Linked DNA regions of Homo sapiens: region 2 is linked to region 1. A link is a contact called in ENCODE Hi-C or POLR2A ChIA-PET data. All regions are on one chromosome and are shown on one strand. The core of a region is the stretch at or near the end of the contact, and the rest is flanking DNA. Distances in the headings are between cores, read along the strand shown. Region 1 holds the start of GPR68 (G protein-coupled receptor 68). Region 2 overlaps RPS6KA5 (ribosomal protein S6 kinase A5).

Evidence for each region. A loop is a pair of places that touch in the nucleus more often than their neighbours do. ChIA-PET counts read pairs that join two places held with the same protein, here RNA polymerase II (POLR2A). Pooled maps may share reads with other maps.
Region 2: a loop to region 1 is called in a map of B cell, with 2.1 times the contacts of the local background. The contact joins the enhancer-like site here to the promoter of GPR68 in region 1. A Hi-C loop is called at or near these places in 1 of 168 maps with a recorded cell type or tissue (B cell) and 5 of 50 pooled maps. POLR2A ChIA-PET finds 5 or more read pairs at or near these places in 2 of 52 experiments (B cell and activated CD4-positive, alpha-beta T cell).

The regions. Positions count from the first base shown.
Region 1 is chr14:91,240,965-91,247,436 of GRCh38, forward strand. GPR68 (G protein-coupled receptor 68) reads right to left here and starts at 3,740. Exons shown (of 2, transcript NM_001177676.2): 1 at 3,333-3,740. RefSeq lists enhancers at 2,268-2,377, 3,437-3,938, 3,458-3,507.
Region 2 is chr14:91,007,263-91,013,734 of GRCh38, forward strand. The region is part of intron 1 of RPS6KA5 (ribosomal protein S6 kinase A5); the gene reads right to left. Among named protein-coding and RNA genes, the nearest start is that of RPS6KA5, 50 kb to the right of the region's middle. RefSeq lists enhancers at 2,327-2,376, 2,387-2,596. Within about 2 kb of position 2,414, at least 8 of the 41 ENCODE cell types and tissues checked have a DNase peak (open chromatin) inside an H3K27ac peak, as active enhancers do; they include B cell, where a contact is called at or near this core.

The DNA.
Region 1 (6,472 bases), core at 2,490-4,989:
CCGCAGTGAGCCATGTTCGTGCCACTGTACTCCAGCCTGGGTGACAGAGTGAGACCCCCCATCTCAAAACAAACAAAATGCAAGAAATGGCTGCCAGTCTCAAGGAACCTCCAAGCTCGAAAGACAGGAATGTCCCATGCACAAATCACTATCATGCAAGGCAGTGTATGGTGGGTGCAGTGGGCCTCTCTGCCACACACATTAAACACTGGTTTGCCCTTTTTATTCCCTGTGCACTCCCTGTGGGATGGCTGCTTCTCCGTGGTTTCAACCCCATCTACACTCTGATGACTCCCAGGTCTTTCCCAGGATGAAGGCATAACCAGCTTCCTGCCACTCACAGGACACGCTCAGTGAGGCCCACGCTGGGTCCATCATTTTCTCCACTGCCCTGTTCTTGGAAGGGGCCTCCTCACCTGCCCAATCATTCATGTCAATGGCTGGCCTTCAGCTTTCACCCACATCTTCATCCACAGCGTCCAGTTAATTTCCAAGTTCTACCATTTTCAACTCTAAGTATTTCCTACATCCATCTCCTCCTCTTCAGCTCTCTTGCCAGCACCCTAGATGGGCTTGGTCAAGAGCTCCTTCCCAGAGTCAGTGCAACAGCCTCCTCCTGGGCTGCTTCCTGTCTCCATCTTACTATCCTCAAAGCCATCCTCTAAACAGAAATCTAACCCAGTCACACCCTGCTGCAAATGCTTCCATGGTTCTCCAATCATCCACCCATCCATCCATCTGTTCATCCATCCATTCAAACATCCATCATCCATTCATCCATCCGTCCACCCAAGTATTCATTCATACAGCAAATACTCACCGAGTGTCTATTATATGGAAGGCACAACACTAGACACTGGCCCCTAGTAACAAGTGGTTTTTAGTCCTAAGGCGGAGGAGAGAAGATAAGTGAAACAAGCTCACAAAGAGAGCGCAGGGTTTTGTGAGGATTCACGGGTGGGGGCCTCACCCTGTCAGGAAAGGCCTTCCTGAGCATCGGCAGTTACAGTAAGATCAGAAGAAAGAGGAAGTGCTGCCGAAGCAGAGGAGAGTTTCTACCTGTGGAAAATGTGTGGAAACAGACGAAATGCAAGAGGAAGAGAAGGGGCAGCTCTGCGGAACTGAAAGTAGGTTGGTGTGACTGGATCTAAATAAGAGGTAGGCAGGGCGAGAGAGGAAACAGTGTGAAGCTGTAGAACTGGCAAGTAATTACAAGGGAGGTGGGGAACAACCAGGGGCAAATTGGAGATTTTTCTTGGTGCCTGGTCCTTATAGCCTCCCCAGAATTATTTGTTGGATGGATGGTGGAGAGGTGGGAGGGTGAATGAGTAAATGGAGGGATAGGGGTAGCCAGATAGATGGATGACTGGATGGCTGGATAGATGGATATATGGGCAGCTGGAGAGGTGAGTGGATAGATGGGTGGGTGGATGGATAAGTGGATGGGTGAATGTGTAAATGGATGCATGGGTGAGGGGTAGAGGGATAGAGGGATGAGTGAATGGGTGGACAGACGGACGTATGGGTGGGTGGATAGGTGAGCTGATGGAAGGGTGGGTGGGTGGGTGGGTGGGTGGCTAAGTGGATGGGTGAATGTGTAAATGGATGCACAGGTGAGGGGAAGATGGATAGATGGATGAGGGAATGGGTGGCAGATGGATTATGGGTGGGTGGATAGGTGAGTAGGTGAGTAGGTGAGTGAGTGGATAGGTAAGTGGTGGGGGGTTGAGGCTGGGTGCTGGGACAGTGAGGATATCATTAATAGAAACAGGAAAGTGAGGAGGAGGAATCACCGTGGTCCCCTCTCTGCTCAGCCTGCCTGAGCTGGTCTGAGGGTCCTGATTTTTCACCAGTGCCTTCCCTTCTACTGTTCCCTGAGGACAGGCACCCCCAGATGGAAACTCTGACTTGCCCTCTACCTCATCTCCACAGGAACCTTCCTCCTCAAAAATCAAAGAACACAGTGGATGCGAAAATATTCCATAAATGGAAAAACGTAGATGTAGAGAAGAACTAAGCCACATCTGTCGAGGGCCCTGCACTTGCCAGGCAAGTTTCTGAATGTCTGTTCTCTCTTTCAACACCACTCTCATCAGCTCCCACTTTACAGATAAAGAAACTGAGGCTCAGAGAGATGAACCAACCTGCTGAAGTCTCTGCAGTTGAGATGCGGCAGGCCAGGTCTGGAACTCGGACTGGTCCATACTTTCCTTCATGCTGTGCTGACTATCATGATCATCCCAGAACCACCACCCTCAAGCCCCCAGCTCAGCCAAGCTCCAGTCCTCACAGATGCTGCAGCAATGGCCACCAGGCTTGGTCCTGGCCTGGCCCCTTCACCTGGACTATGCTTTAGCAGGTCAACCATGTTTTCAACGCCCACTGAGGAAAACCAGCCACGTGGCCAGTCCGTAGTTTGGGAAGGCATTGGAGAAAAGAATCAAAATAACACTTTATTACCCAGCTAAAAAATTGAGAAAAACTATAGAGTGACTCAACGCCTGAAAGCAAATCTTTAGCAAATGCAAATCAGCATAGAGGTCTCTGAGGACTTTAATGACCAAGAGAAATTAAGCTCCCAACAGGAAGGAAAGGCCTCTCTGACTAAGCTAGGAGTCTCTTGCATGTCCCAAGTCAGAAGGCGGAGGTGCCTAAATGCTGGATTCCAGCTGGCACATAAATAGTGATCTAACTCGCCCCCCCTTTCGTGCAGCACACACCGGCACGCACACAGACAGTTACTCATGGTGCCAGGGCTGCTCACGGAACCCCAAACCCACAAGAGCTGGGGAGTTTCCCCAGGGCCCAGCTTCCTTTTCCTTCAGTTGGCCAAACCTCTGCATGCTTTAAGCAAGGCTGTTTCATTTTCTGAAAGTGCTTTATTTTTCCCTCTGAGGAGAGGGGAAACATCAGGATGCATTTTTCCTTAGTCCCCATTTTCCCCCCAGATCGCCTCACTCCAGCAACAACGTGGACCATAGCATCTCACTTCTAGAACCCTTGTCACTGTTTCAAAGGTCAGTCCCATCTGGGCCCACGAAGTCCCTGTGAGTCAGGTGGGCTGGCATTGCTAAGCCATTTCTCAGAACCTGAAGCCCAGAGAGGCTAATGCAGGGAGGCTCAAACTCACACAGTCAGTTGGGGTGGATCTGAATCCAGAACCCACGTGTCTAGGCACCAACTTGCTGCCTTTGAGCTTTTTGGATCACAAGCAATAGCAAGAAATACACCTGACATCGCGACCCAGAACACAGACACACACACACACACACACACACACACACACACACACATCTGTACAAAGCAACAAACTTCCCCAAAGCAATACTTACCCTACTTCTTGCCACGCACTCTGATCATTTCTATTCTATTTCAATTTTTTAAATGCAGGTCATGAGCTATGAAGTTGATTTACTGACCCATGAATGGGTCACAACCCGCAGTTTGGAAACAGCTGGATGGACCCCCACCTGTGCTTTCCAGCTTCTCCTAGAGCCTCAGGGCCCCAGGAAGGCAGTGTGGTCTCTGCAACCAGGTGAGGAGCAGGCAGCTGCTGAAATCAGGATGGAGGGAGTCCTCTGAGGGGGGACTCTGAAACGAGTCCTCTCTGACTCTGCCTGCCCCAGCTAGGCTCTGCCTTCAAACCTCAAACAGCTGGGCTTCCTGCAGAGGCTCTGCAGGAGCCTGGGCACCCTTGCAGCCACGATCCCAGCTCTCCCTCCAGCGACTTCCCGCAGCCTGAACCTCCCAGCTCCGGCTAGAAAATCCCCAGCTGGAGGCTGCCCATTCCCGAGCTGAGGCAGAATCATGTGAACTCCAATCTGGTGTCAGGCTGGGCGGTTGCCGAGGAACCACTCGCCAGCCAGAGGCTGAGGGCGGCGGAATGGCTCTCTCCACGCATCTTCCTCTGCTCTCCATGCAACCCAGAGTCAGTGAGCAGCCTCGCTGGGAATGTGAAAGCCTGAGCTAGGGGCAGGTGCCCTCAGGACTGTGGTGGGGGGATACAGGAGGAGGGGGTGGGCTAATTCTAGCCACCTTTCAGCACCTACAGGATACCGGGATCCAGGCAAGGGTGGGGGAAGCCGCCAACATCTGGGTCACTGGGGCTCAACCCTGGCCATGTGCATGAGAACATACCTGGGAGCCTACAAAAAAAATACCAATGCCCGGGCCCCACCCGGGGCTGGTTAAATCATGTTTCCTGGAAGTGACGTGCCAGCATCAGTGGCTCTAAAGCTCCCTGGACTGTTCTAAAGTGCAGTGAAGGTGGGCAGCCACGGATGTGGTGAAGCAGGTAGGATCCTGTTTGGCAGAGCAGCAGAGCGAAGGCAGTGGAGCTAAGGCTCTGGGCATCAGTAAGGATAGGGCGGGCATCAATGTTTTCAACTGTGTCGGTCCCCAGAGAAGGAATCAAGCCCAGGGCTCTGGCCCCGGGGGCCCTTCTGGCTCTCAGGAGCACTTACTAAACTCCCTCCCTCACACACATAACACGGAGGATGGAAAGGCCCAGCATTTTGGCGTAACCACCTCCCTCCAAGGCAGACTCCTTGGAAGCTGATTATAAGCTACGTTGCCAGAGCCAGGAAGCCAACAGATACGGTGCATGGGGCCACTGGGGGTGCGAGTCCTTCCTGCTGGAAGTGGCCAGAGCCCTGTGCTTGGTCCCTGCTCTGGGGACCAACACAGTTTAAAACACTGATGCCCATCTTATTCATGCCAAGAGCCTTGGCTCCACTGCCCTCACTCTGTTGGTAGGGGGTCTAAGGAAATCCCCTTCAGTGGGGCCTGGGCCCTCCAAGCAAATGCTACCACATAGCAGGCCTTTTAAAAACTATTTCCGGCCAGGTGCGGTGGCTCACGCCTGGAATCCTAGCACTTTGGGAAGCCGAGGCGGGTGGATCACCTGAGGTCAGGAGTTGGAGACCGGCCTGGTCAACATGGTGAAACCCCATCTCTATTAAAAATACAAAAATTTGCTGGGGGTGGTGGCGCATGCCTGTAATCCTAGCTACTCGGGAAGCTGAGGCAGGAGAATCACTTGAACCTGGGAGGCAGAGGTTGCGGTGAGCTGAGATCATGCCATTGCACTCCAGACTGGGCGACAAAAGCGAAACTCCGTCTCAAAAAAAAAAAAGTTTCCTACGTCAGTTGCTTCTTGCAGGCCTTATGTTACGAGCAAAGGCTTCAGCTTGTTGTGGTGCAGTAGCGTGCATTTAGACACACGTGCTACTTCTGAGTTGCGGAAGTGTGGCTGGCTTTCCCTGATGTCATATAGGAGGACGCGGGGTTAGGAGCACAGAACTGACTTAGCAGTGACTGCCTGGCTTACCCCTAGGACACAACCTGCCAGAGAGAGCACCTCTGGCCCTCTACGGGGTGGCCTGTCCTAACAGGGTGTGCACACACCGGCCGTCTACACCATCATCGTCTATACCTGCAGGAACCACTAATGGCATGGTGTCCCCTCCCGCCTCCAGCCCTGCCAGGGGCTGGCAAGCTGCCCCAGCCCCTCTGCTGGCAGCATGTGCCCTACTGCACCTGGAGTAAGGACCATGCCTTTGGGATGAAGGAGGGGTGAAACTTTCTTTGGTTTTACTCAAATTGGCTGAGCCCAGGTCTTTGTGAAATGCTAGCTCAGTAAGAGAAAAAAGAGCCCATGCTCTCTCATGTGCTTGGCCCTCAAGGAGTTAGAAAATAGCCTGGAGTGGCTCAGTGCCAAGAGCTCCCTTTACCATTTCCTGAGCATTTGCTTTGCACCAGGTGCTGTGCCCATCCTTTGTTTAATCCTTATATCAACTCTGTGTGGCAGGGATTATCCTGTTGCCCAGGCTGGAGTGCAGTGGTACCACCTCCACTCACTGCAACCTCCACCTCCTGGGTTCAAGCAATTTTCCTGCCTCAGCCTCCCAAGGAGCTAGGATTACAGGCATGCGCCACCACACCAGGCTAACTTTTTTTTTTTTTTTTTTTTTTTGAGATTCGCTCTTGTTGCCCAGTCTGGAGTGCAATGGCGTGATCTCGGCTCACGGCAACTTCCACCTGCCAGGTTCAAGCTATTCTCCTGCCTCAGCCTCCTGAGTAGCTGGGATTACAGGCATGTGTCACTATGCCTGGCTAATTTTGTATTTTTAGTAGAGATGGGATTTCTCCATGTTGGTCAGGCTGGTCTTGAACTCTCGACCTCAGGTGATCCGCCCACCTCGGCTTCCCAAAGTGCTGGGATTACAGGCGTGAGCCACCACACCTGGCCCTAATTTTTGTATTTTTAGTAGCGATGGGGTTTTGCCATGTTGGCCAGGCTGGTCTCAAACTACTGGCCTCAAGTGATCCACCTGTCTTGGCTTCCCAGAGTACTCAGATTACAGGCGTGAGCCACCGTGGCTGGCTGAAACAACATCGATTTCTTATCTTGCAGTTTTGGAGGTCAAAAGCATGACATCGATCTTACTGGCTAAAATCAAAACTGCAGTCT
Region 2 (6,472 bases), core at 1,164-3,663, 240 kb before region 1:
GACAAATATACAAAACAACAAAGAGTATCAACAAACTAAAAACTTAGAATAGAGCTAATCAACTGGTACACAGGAGTACGACCATATCAGTTATTTGTTTCTGGTGTCAATTCTGATGACCACATGAGTTGTTAAATATTAGTAAATTTGGACTAAATCAATAAATATTTTAAATCTTTTCAAGGTCTACTTCAGGCTTATCTCTGTTGTGAATCAGCTTAAACCATGCTCCTCTCAAAAGCTCTTAGAATTTTTTTATATTAATGCCTTAAGTTTAATCATTTAGGGAAAAAGAGGTGTAAATAGTTTTAATGCTCTCACAAAGCAATTTTAACCATTTTTTCCATGAATTTTGTGAAATCCCCTCACAGGTACCTTTTCACATTCCCATCAACAGTGCAAGAGGGTTCCAATTTCTCCACATTCTGTCCAATACTTACTATTTTGTTTTTTTTTTTGGTAGTAGCCATCCTAGTAGATATGAGGTGGTGATTGATGTAATTTTAAAAACAGTAAACTTAAGGATAAAAGGAAAATTGTCTTTTCCTTCAGATTTAAATAACTTTGTTGTTGTTTTCTTCATAAAATTATCCAGGTTCACTGTTTTTTGAAAAAATAGGCCTAAAGCAGACCTTAAAAATCTCCCATAATCCCAACACTCAAAGGTAACTATTGTTAACCCTTGGCATGGTCTTCCAGGATTTCAGCCACAAACCTATGATTGATAAATGGCTTCCTAACTTTCTAAGCAATGCTATTGTAAGTATAATTTGTATAATAATTTTTTAAAGTTGTGAGATGTTTAACTTGGAACTTCCCACTCCTATGGAGGAAAATGATCGGTAAAAATGCATTTTTCACTCTGTTGCCATAGTTTCAGCTAAGCTGCACAAATGTAATTGCACAGAGCATGTGCTGAAATCATTTGATTAGATCCAATGATTCACTTATGTTAAAGGCTTAATTTAAAAGCACTTTTACAATTAAGGTAGAAATAAAGAGAACAATAATGCTTTTGAAGCCATTTCAAATACATTTCACAGTATATGCTAAGGCACTCATATGCCAGATTTTATTCAATGAATTAATCATTTATTAAACTTGAAATAAGATATGAGAAATGTAAGTTAATAAACAGGCCTGTGGAGTATGTGGACATGAAGGAGAATATCATGTGAAGCTGGTTAGAAAAGCTCATTGAGAATACAGGTCCCCATTTACTCAACAGTCAAGAGTGCCTACTAAAGGCCAACGTTCTGGGCTACGTGTTAGGTCTTTAGCTAAGAAGTACAGGATTTGTACTGGCAAAAAAATGAGAGGATGGCTGGGAAATTCTGTACTGGAAGAACAGCTGGGGCAAAGGTATAAGTAGAAATAACTATGTTACTACGAGAGAATAATAAAAAGACTGTTCTAACTAGCTATAATGAATTTATGTGAGAAAAACATAACATAAAATAGGTATATGGAACTAGCTGGCTCAAAACCTGGAATGCCAGACTAACTAGTTTTAATTGAATCCGTAAGTAATAATGGCTCTTCACTACATAAAAGTAATGTTTTAGAAAAATTCTCCTGGCAGTAATGTACAATGTGCATAGAAGCAAGGAAAAATGATTGCTAAAAAACAATGAGGTATTGCAGTAAAAAAGATGTGTACTAATGAGGGTCTGGTCTGAGTAAAAACTAGAGGAAAGAGTGAACCCAAGAATCACTGTAATGCTCAGTTTAAGAAACATTCATTGAATACCTGTCTTGGGTGCTGAAACTACAAAAGGCACAGGACAGGGTCCTCACTTTCAAAGATAAATTAACTCAATTTCTGTTCCATTTTTTTCCCTATTGGCCCCTGCTATGGTGTGAATGTTTCTCCTCAAAATTGTATGTTGAAATCTAATCCCCAGTGTGTTGACATTAAGAGGTGGGGCCACTGGAAAGTGATTAGGTCACTAGGGCAGAGCCCTCATGGATGGGATTAGTGCTCTTATAAAAGAGGCTAGAGCGAGCCTGCTGGCCCCTTCCACCATGTGAGGACACAGCTAGAAAACATCATCTATGAAGCAGAGAGCCCTCACCAGACACTGAACCTCCTGGTGCCTAGAACTGTGAAAAATAAATTTCTGTTGTTTATAAATTACCTAATCCAAGGTTGCTGGGCTTTTTCTTTTAATAGAGACCGAGTCTCACTATGTTGCCCAAGCTGGTCTCAAACTCCTGGCTCATGCAACCCTCCCTCCTTGGCTTCCTAAAGTGCTGGAATTACAGGCATGATGCCTGGCCATGTCTAAGGTATTTTAATTATTGTAGCCTGAACAGACTAAGACAGCCCTATATCTAAAGCATAAGAAATGCAAGTCTGGTGAATGGCAGTGTTACCAACAGAATAAGGAAGTCAAAAGGGGAAGTTTTTTGGTTTCAACACTGATTTTGAAGAATGGCAGAAAAAAACCCCAAAAGAGCTTTCATGTAGGCAGCTCTAGACAAGGAACTAAAGTTCTGCAGAGACATCATGCACAGAGTTACTAGGAGAAAGGCAATGGCTAAAGCTTTAAGACGAACGCCCTTCAAGAGACCACAGGAAAGGAAAGGCAAGTCTTGATGATTACCTAGAGTTATGAGGCAAGAAGAAAAAGAGCCAGAGAAGTGGTTCAACTAACCATGTATGAAATTCAAAGAAAGAACATCAAAAAAGAAGTATCAATGCAGTCAAATGCAGCAAGAAGGTGGAAGTGCATGAAGACTGAGACACTCTAATTTGGTTAGGTCAACAGCGATTTTTTTTTTTTTTTAAGAACCATTAATAGGGGAAGAATGAGAAAAAAAGCCAGATTTCAAAAAGCATAATGAAGGAAGTGAATTTTTACTACATTTTTTACTAAATTTTTGAAAGTTTACTAAACTTTACTAAATTTTTTAAAGTTTAAAAGGAGGAGATATTATTTTTAAAAATAAAACAGTCAAAACAGAATGCAGATTATTTGTATGATGACCTACCTTGACATACCATGACATGACTGTTAAATAGGATAGTGACCACAGAAATGACCCCCTTTGAACTATAAAGTCAAACAGCACTGGCTGGACTCTAACCATTCAGGCCGTAAGCTGGGGAGCTAGAAAATTCTTCCCAGAATAAAAACAAGCTAGCTCCAAGAACCATGGAGATTTCATAGAGCCATAATATCCCGGATCATCAAATTGTTCAATAACATTGCAAGTCACATCTAACCTTTTAAGGATGGTTTGAAACCCCTAATGTCAATGTCAAAATGGGCATCTAACAGCCCAAATAAAAATCCAAGCCTCAGCATAAAAGTATGTGAATAGAAAAGCTTAAGCCTAAAATTTACACAGGAAGGTTGCATTATAGGGGTGTGGATGGAAAAACAAAACAATAACAATTCTGTTCAAGGAATGAGGGTATAATGAAAAGGAATACAGGGGAAATGGGAAAGAATCATATGAAACTTTTTTCCAACTTAAGACAGATGACAGAGAAAACCCATGGGAAAATGGAATGTAGGAAAGGCTAGAAAAAGTAGAGATGGGAGGGTGGTTCCTAAGGGAGCAGGTTCTTCACGCAGTGATAAATAATGGGATCCGGGACAGAAGAGACTCAAGAATTCAAGAACAGAGAGAAGGATATGTTAAGGTGTCAAGGGCAGGAAAAAAACAAACCATAGGCTTTCTCACCAACACAAATGGTCTCTGAAGGAAGTACCAGAGAAGCAGTACCCTGGAGCAACAATAGAATGCCTCAGCAGTCAGCTTGGCCAAAAACACACCTCAGAAGATGAAATGAGATCTATGCAAAGTCACCTTACGAAATACAAATCACTGTATGCAGATCAGAAGAACTTGAACTTTCCTAATCAAAAGAACAAAAATGTATAAAAGAATGGACAACAAAAGATAGACTGGACAAAATGGAAACTAAAAAACAGGCCAGGCACGGTGGCTCATGCCTGTAATCCAAGCACTTTGGGAGGCCGAGGCGGGTGGATCACGAGGTCAAGAGATCGAGACCATCCTGGCCAACATGGTGAAACCCCGTCTCTACTAAAAACACAAAAATTAGTCAGGTGTGGTGGCAGGCGCCTGTAGTCCCAGCTACTCAGGGGGCTGAGGCAGAAGAATCGCTTGAACCTGGGAGGCAGAGGTTGCACTGAGCTGAGATCGCGCCACTGCACTCCAGCTTGAAGACAGAGTAAAACTCTGTCCCAAAAAAAAAGAAAAGAAAACTAAAAAACAGAATTCTAAATTGGGCAATGTGTTTCTAGCACTATCCATGGGACAATCTAACCTGTCAATTCAAACATCAGGTTCCCTATCATGGAAATTGCTGTATCATGCTCTCAAGCTTTACTGTCTTATTAGACCACTTGACCAATTCCTTTTTTCTAATTCCATTCTCACCATGGAAAGGTACCAATTGAGTCCTTCCGTCCTTTGCTTATAACTATAGCTGTAAGCATGAAATCAAAATATGAAAAGACGAATAGCATAATGATCCAGTGTTGAATGACTCCTATTTGCCACTATCAAGGCACATTTAATTAACAGCAATATATACATAATACTGCAGTAAGTAAACCATGGCCTACTCAATTATTTTCTAATTTTTTTATTTCAGAAAAAAAGGAGAACAATTATAAAAAGTAACATTGTAAGATTTAGTAGTGAATGCAACAGAAAGGATAGAAACGTATCGTTTGTTGCAGCTAAACTTAAATAAGCCATAATTTATTATAAATGATCTACAGAACATCAATTTCTAAAACTTAAATTTTGTTCAAAACCTTATCCAATTTTCAGTTACTTGACAGATTTTTTTTTCTTTGAGACATCAGTTCATCAATTAAAACAAAAAAGAGGGAAACAAAGCCTAATATGTTAGTAAGAAAGTTCCTACTTTTGGCAAAGAAAGGAGTTTCAGTCCTAGCCCTTATTCCCTATTCCTCAATAAACAGTTTCACTTTCTCCGTTCCAACACTTTTGGTATTAATGAAATCTCAATACTAACCTCTAATTTTCAAGTTCTGGTATGAATAAGATCATGACACTGTATTGCACATATTTTTGTCTTTTTAAAACTGTTCCTATGTTATGAACTATGACAAAGAAAGTCTTCAGGGGAAAAAAACAACTATATATGGTAATCCTATCTTCCGAACACTAGCTACTCTCATTTTTATATGTTCAATTCCAGTCTTTTCTTGTTGTATGTGTACTCTAGTTGTTACATTGGGCTTACCAGCCCCTTATAATCTACACTCAATACTCAAATCTGCAGTGCCAAGGCCTGTGCAAGTCCAAAGCCTCCCCTGTCTGCCCAGGTTTCCCTCAATTACTGGGAGAGCTGACCTTCTCAGAACTCTTAGAGCTACTTGGTCACCAACGCTTTTATGCACTGCAATAATCCAGTGAGGACACAGCTCACCAACTTCTACACAAGATAAACAAAAACCAAACATGTTCAAAAAGCATTCCTTAGCATACCAGACTTCAGTGAAGATTTCTGAAGCTAGGCAAAAGAGTGGTACACCAGGCAACAGTTAAAACAACCCCCTCAAAAGGAGCTGGAGGAAGGAACCTTCTCAATCTGTCTTTCCATCATCCAACCGTGGGGAAGGGGATCTTTATCTCACCTATCCCTGACCTTACATCACTTTTCTGACTTGTTTTCTCTCTCCTCTTCCCTATTAGGAATAAGACCAGCAATCCCATCCCCTTGTTTGCTCTACTTCTTCTGACCTCTCAGACCCTGTGAACATCCATCCTCACAGGACTCCCTATCCTTAAGTGAGCTTGATGTCAAGGCAATGCCCCCAGTGTACCTCCCTTCATATAAGGAATTCTGGTGTCCACTGATGCCATAAGACATTTTTCTTCTCTTTCCCTATTTCATAGGTTTCACGTAGTCACCAGACTCTACATGTAAGCTATAGTATATTAATTGAACAAACATCTTGAATGCTTACTTATATCCAACATTGTGCAAAGCACTGACAAGACTGGAACAGACATACTCCCTGACCCCAAGCAGCTCAGGGTCCAGAGGGGACACTCAGGCAGGTGACCAAGTCCAAGGAACAAGCACTATTAAAGAGAAATGAGGTAAATAGTACCAGAAGAGCATAAGAGAGCATCTCAGCCCATCTGAAGGTTTGGAGAAGTTAGGCAGCTAAGGAACAGCAGGGTAAAAAAAAAAGCTGTGAGTAGGAAGGAAAAGCATACAGAAAACCACCAAAACAACAGAGAACATGGCATATCTGAGAATCTGCAATTAGTGCAGACAGGCAGATGCATGGGAAGGAAAGGGAAAAAAGGCACTGCAAGACACCAGGCAGGAGCCAGCTCACAAAAGAATCTGTGTTTGATATGAAAAAGTAGTATTTTATTTCTTCCCATCTAAAGAAGGCAAAGGAGAGGCAATAAAAGATTTTAAGGAGAAGATTATCAGTTCTGCATC